Regions from separate parts of the Homo sapiens genome. Here region 2 is linked to region 1. Evidence: chromatin loops called from intact Hi-C (ENCODE). Cell type or tissue: ascending aorta. All regions are shown on one strand. Links, peaks and the distances in the headings refer to the core of each region. The heading gives the core; the rest is flanking DNA. Region 1 holds the start of TBL3 (transducin beta like 3). Region 2 holds the start of E4F1 (E4F transcription factor 1).

Evidence for each region. A loop is a pair of places that touch in the nucleus more often than their neighbours do. Peaks named below come from ENCODE experiments on the same cell type or tissue, not always from the same donor. Only the 100,000 strongest peaks of a DNase experiment are listed, where the experiment ranks them.
Region 2: it touches region 1 in a loop (3.0-fold over the local background); 6 of 110 quality-filtered maps call a loop at or near these places.

The regions. Positions count from the first base shown.
Region 1 is chr16:1,970,859-1,973,751 of GRCh38, forward strand. TBL3 (transducin beta like 3) reads left to right here and starts at 1,195. Exons shown (of 22, transcript NM_006453.3): 1 at 1,195-1,347. The coding sequence starts at 1,307. RefSeq lists enhancers at 981-1,320, 1,381-1,520. In ascending aorta, for the core only: no CTCF peak of the experiment used is centred there; a DNase peak (open chromatin) is centred at 1,113; H3K4me3 peaks cover 2,455 bases; H3K27ac peaks cover 1,324 bases.
Region 2 is chr16:2,222,990-2,225,882 of GRCh38, forward strand. It overlaps E4F1 (E4F transcription factor 1), which reads left to right and starts at 602. Exons shown (of 14, transcript NM_004424.5): 1 at 602-781. The coding sequence starts at 625. RefSeq lists silencers at 297-436, 727-816 and enhancers at 497-666, 897-1,036, 2,292-2,792. In ascending aorta, for the core only: a CTCF peak has its summit at 1,202; DNase peaks (open chromatin) are centred at 512 and 1,093; H3K4me3 peaks cover 2,335 bases; H3K27ac peaks cover 1,143 bases.

The DNA of each region.
Region 1 (2,893 bases), core at 84-2,583:
TCGGCCACCCAAAGTGCTAGGATTACAGGCGTGAGCCATCGCGCCCGGCCTGGCTGTTACTTTCTACCAGCTTCAGAGCCAGTAGCACAAATGGCTCAAAACCTTGAACTCAGAGTAAAAGCTAACTCCTCGCCACGGCGCACAGGCAACTGCATGCCCTCTGCCCTCTGCACCCACTCCCTGCAGCCACCCGGCTTGTTGCTACTCAATGCTTGGCACCCCCAGTCCTAGGCCTGTGCCCTGGCTGTTCTCAACACCATTCGTTCCACAGGGCTCCCTGCTTCGCGAACTTGTGTCTGCTCAGGCGTCACCTTCTCAATACAGCCTCCTCCTTCCTCCCTTCCGCTCCCTCCCTTCTGTTTTTTTTTCTTTCTTTCTTTCTTTTTTTCTGAGACGGAGTCTCACGCTGTCACCCAGGCTGGAGTCCAGTGGCGCAATCTCAGCTCACTGCAGCCTCCGCCTCCGGGGTTCAAGCGATTCTCCTGCCTCAGCCTCCCAAGTAGCTGGGATTACAGGCATGTGCCACCACGCCCAGCTAATTTTTTTTTTCTGTTTTTAGTAGAGACGGGGTTTCTCCACGTTGGTCAGGCTGGTCTCGAACTTCCGACCTCAGGTGATCCACCCGCCTCGGCCTCCCAAAGTGCTGGGACTACTGGCGTGAGCCAACGCGCCCGGCCCTCCTCCTTTTTCCATCGCGCTCAGCAACTATCACTCGTCGCCCGTTCTGTTTCTTCTCTGGTGTCCGCCAAGTGCCGATTACAGTGCTTTGCACACAGAAGGTGCTCAATACATGAATGCCTTTGAGATTACCCGGTTTATTCATTTACCTACGTTATTTATCAAGAGCCACACTGCGAGCCCAGGGGCAGGGTCAGGTTGACGGCTCTACGCACGGACCGCACCCGACAGCTGGTACCCCCACATCCCAGAACGCCGAAAAGCAGGAGTAAACGCTGGCTACAAATGCCTTTTTATACTGGTATCAAAGAGCCAGGCCACCAGCGATGCCACATCCGCCGGTCTACCCCCACCGACCCGCGAAGCACCCTCACAGCTCACGGCCCTCCCTCCAGGCCGGAAACGTCTCCGCCCGCTTCCGCTTCCCGATGCAGCCGCCACTGCCCGAAGCAAAGATGGCGCCAAGTGCGCGGCGCCGGCGGGGACGTCACAGTGGTCGCGCGCGGTGACGCCATCGCAGCGCGCCGGGAGTGTGGCGTTCTGTGAAGAGTTCGGTGCTAACCTCCCTCACGCGGCGGTGGCTGCCGGGACCCTAGCAGGTTTCAGCTGGAGCGGCGGCGGCGGCAACATGGCAGAGACCGCGGCCGGAGTGGGCCGCTTCAAGACCAAGTGAGCCCGGAGCTCTGGGGCCGTGCGGGGAGGGAGCTGGGTTTGCAGCCGGCATAGCGGAGGCGCGCGTGGGGTGGGCACGCATTGGGGTCCGTGGAGGCGAGAGGCTGTGTGTGCGCCGGCCCGCGGGGTCGCGGAGGCTGCGGTGATACTAGGCGGGAGAGCCGGCCCCGGCTGCTCTCGGGGAGGACGGCGATCGGAGCCCGGCCGCCGGGAGCAGCAGCGTGGGCTCATCGAGAAGCCGGCTATGGGGTGGAGTGGGGACCAGAAGTCCCGATGAGGGGAGGAGAGGGCTGAGCCTAGGTCGGGGCTGGTCCCGGGAGGCGGCGGGGGCGAAGAACCACCTCTGAGCAGTCGGCCTGGGGACCTTTCATCCGCGATCCGTCTTCTCCAGGGAGCAGGGAGAATGCAGGAGAGGGGCGGGTCCGCAGAAGCCCAGGAGGCCCTGAGTGCTGTGCCCCGTCACTCCCCAAGCCTTTGCCGAACAGCAGTGCTGGTGCCCCCGCCCTGGCAGCGCAGCCTCATGGGATTATCGTTTCCACTGGCGGCTGTGGGGCTTTGGTTGTGCCAAGCACTGGTAAAGGAAAGTCCCAGGCTGGCAGCACCGTCGTGGGAGGGTCAACTGGGTGCGGGGGCTGAGGGGCCGCTTTCGTTTTGGCAGTCAGGCTTCCAGAAGCGCAGTGAGCCAGGCCTTGACATCTGGGAAGAGAAGCCCAGGCCGCGTACAGGGAATAGGGGGAAGATAGGAAACCCGTCCCAGAGGCTGGGACAGGAGCAGTGGGGTGCACTGTGGGCCATGAGAAGGAAAGAAAGCAGAGGCAAGGGTGGCAGAGGCTCTTCTGGGCAAGGTCTGGGAGGTGTGTGGGCAGAAGGGAGGGGCTAACGCAGGGCAGTGACATCTTCAGTTATGTTCTGAAAGGTACCTGGCAGCAGGGTTAAGAGGTAGGTAGGGGAGGCCGGGCGCGGTGGCTCACGCCTGTAATCCCAGCGCTTTTGGAGGCCGAAGCGGGCGGATCACGAGGTCAGGAGATTGAGACCACGGTGAAACCCCGTCTCTACTAAAAATACAAAAAATTAGCTGGGCGCAGTGGCGGGCACCTGTAGTCCCAGCTACTCGGAGAGGCTGAGGCAGGAGAATGGCGTGAACCCGGGAGGTGGAGCTTGCAGTGAGCTGAGATCGTGCCACTGCACTCCAGCCTGGGCTGGAGACCCCTTCTCAGATCGAGACCCCTTCTCAAAAAATAAATAAGTAAAAAGAGGTAGGTAGGGGGTCCAGTGAAGAGGCCAGAGTGGCTGGCCAGAGACTGTGATGGGCTGGACCAGGTGGAGGCAGTGGAGAAGGAAGGAGAAGGGGCACGAGTGAGGTCACAGAAATGACAGCTGCTCGTGGGACCCGGGCTCTGGGCAAGCCTGGGGATGGAGAGAGGAGTCAGGGAGGGGAAGAGGTATGCCAGACCTCAGGGATGAAGACACTGGGAGGATGTGCTCTGGGCTGGCTACCCAGGCCTGGCCACCCACCGCCGGCAGGGGTGTTCCCAAGGAGCCC
Region 2 (2,893 bases), core at 144-2,643, 250 kb after region 1:
CCAGCCTGGGCGATAGAAAGAGACTCCGTCTCAAAAAAGAAAGAAAAAAAAATTAAAAGTATATAAAAGAATAAAACAGCTTCGCAGAGCTACCCATGAGCCATCCCCGACCCGTGTTCTTTTCCCGTGACCCGGGTAACCATCTTGGGAGGCTCTAACACCCTAGGCGGTCAGTGGGCAGCAGGCACCACACCCCTGGTTGGAGCTGTGGCGGCTTCCCAGCAGCAGCCGCGGGCGGGGCGACCTGTCCTTAGGTACGGAAGCGCTGGGGCGCGGCTGCCTAGCAGCCGCCAGTCCGCTCGCCCCTCGCGTTCTCTGGCTCTCAAATCCGAGTGCAGCCTCGAACATAGGTCCTTCTGCCGCCCCGCCCCCTGGCTGGCAATCTGCTCCACCGTAACCACGCCCTCCCCACAGTCCCGCCCCATCTTCGCTCTCAGCGCGCCCGGCCCCGCCTCTGCCCTTTAAGGCCACACCGCTATCCAGGCCCGGCTCCCCGCCTGTCCGTCAATCCGCTCCGGTTCTGCCCCGCCCTCCTCTTGCCGTTCCCTCACGCTGGCCTCGGCGCGGCCCGTTGTTATGACGACATGGTCGTAAATCCGCCATCTTCCTGCGGCGCGTTGCGACATGGAGGGCGCGATGGCAGTGCGGGTGACGGCCGCTCATACGGCAGAAGCCCAGGCCGAAGCCGGGCGGGAAGCGGGCGAGGGTGCAGTTGCGGCGGTGGCGGCGGCCTTGGCCCCCAGCGGCTTCCTCGGCCTCCCGGCGCCCTTCAGCGAGGAAGGTAACCGGGCCGACCCGGAGGGTGCGGCCGGGGTGCGGGCAGTTCATCCCGGGCTGGCAGAGGCCCGGATGGCCCGAGCTGCGGGCTCGACCGACCCTCCCAGACCCAGACACCTCGCGGATCTCGCGGGACCCTCACAGCCCTCCACGAAACCCCCAGGTTTGCTGCGACCCTCACGGGCCTCTCCTGCGGGGCGCCTGTCATCCCCCCTCTCTGGTGTGCGTCCACAAGTGCTCGCGGGTTGCTGAGCCCCCGGGCGCCCGGTGTAGACATTCGCAGACGCCGGCGTCCCGGCCCTTCTCTGCCTCCGATGCCTGAGCCTGGCCCTCCCCTCCTCTGGGCCCCTTCCTCCTGCACCTGATGGGCGTCTAGGGCCCTGTTGGTGGTTCCAAGAGGGTGGGGCCTCGGTTTCTCCAGGATCTGGGCTCTGGGCCTGTCCGTAGGGAGGCAGCAGAGCCTAGTGCAAGAGGGCTGGTGCACTGCAGCCAGCCTGTGGCCCCTTCCAGTCCCACACTTGCCGCTTTCTAGTTCTTTGATCCTGGGTAGGTGACCCTACCTCTGTGAACCTCTATTTCCCCTACAGAATGGGGCGGCGGCTTCTGCCAGTAATGTAACAAGCCCTTATCCTGCTTTAGGTTTTTTCATTCTCAAACCAGTCCTGACAGGTGGATGTTATTGTTATTCTCATTTTGGGGATGAGGAAAATCGAAGGTTGGAGACCTGAAAGTGACCGGGTGGGCTGGGTGCGGTGGCTCACGCCTGTAATCCCAGCACTTTGGGAGGTCGAGACGGGCGGGTCACGAGGTCAGGAGATGGAGACCATCCTGGCCAACATGGTGAAACCCGTCTCTACTAAAAATACAAAAAAACAAAATTAGCCGGGCGTGGTGGCGGGCGCCTGTAGTGGGGAGGCTGAGGCGGAGAATGGCGTGAACTCGGGAGGTGGAGCTTGCGGTGAGCCGAGACCGCGCCACTGCACTCCAGCCTGGGCGGCAGAGCCGGACTCCGTCTCAAAAGAAAAGAAAATGACCAGGGTCACCCAGGTAGTTAAGTAGCAAGGGTTGGATTGGATCTCAGCACTGTGAAGGCCTTCACAGCCCCTTTAACTTCCGGGCTCTGCTGCCTCATAGAAGCATCATGGGAATTAAAATAAAGATTGTGGCCAGGCGCAGTGGCTCACGCCTGTAATCCCAGCACTTTGGGAGGCCAAGGTGGGTGGATCACCTGAGGTCAGGAGTTCGAGACCAGCCTGGCCAACATGGTGAAACCCCTTCTCTACTAAAAATACAAAAATTAGCTGGGCGTGGTGGTGCGCGTCTGTAATCCCAGCTACTTGGGAAGGTGAGGTAGGAGAATTGCTTGAGCCCAGGAGACGGAGGTCGCAGTAAGCCGAGATCGCACCACTGCTCTCCAGCCTGGGTGACAGAGCAAGACTGTCTCAAAAAAAGAAAAAAGATTGTGTGTCATGTGCCGAGAGCAGTGTTGGGGATGCACTAAGGGCTCATTCCTGGGGGCACTGAGAGCTTTTGGAGATGGAGCTTGGGTCTGTACCCTCTGAGCTTGTCCTATGAGGCTGCAGATGGCTGGGCACTGTGGCTCATACCTGTAACCCCAACACTTTGGGAGGCTGAGGTGAGAGGATCACTTGAGCCCAAGGAGTTCCAGACCAGCCTGGGCAACATAGTAAGACCCCGTCTCTATTTTCTTTTTTTTTTTTTTTGAGACGGCGTTTCTCTCTTGTTGCCCAGGCTGGAGTGCAATGGTGCGATCTCGGCTCACCGCAACCTCCGCCTCCCGGGTTCAAGCTATTCTCCTGACTCGGCCTCCTGAGTAGCTGGGATTACGGCACGCGGCATCACACCCGGCTAATTTTGCATTTTTAGTAGAGACTGGATTTCTCCATGTTGGCCAGGCTGGTCTTGAACTCCCGACCTCAGGTGATCTGCCCGCCTCAGCCTCCCAAAGTGCTGGGAATACAGTCGTGCGCCACCGTGCCCGGCTCCTCCCAGTCTCTGTTTAGGAAAAAAAAAAAAAAAAAAAAAAGGCTGGGCGCAATGGCTCGCGCCTGTAATCCCAGCACTTTGGGAGGCTGAGACGGGCGGATCCCGAGGT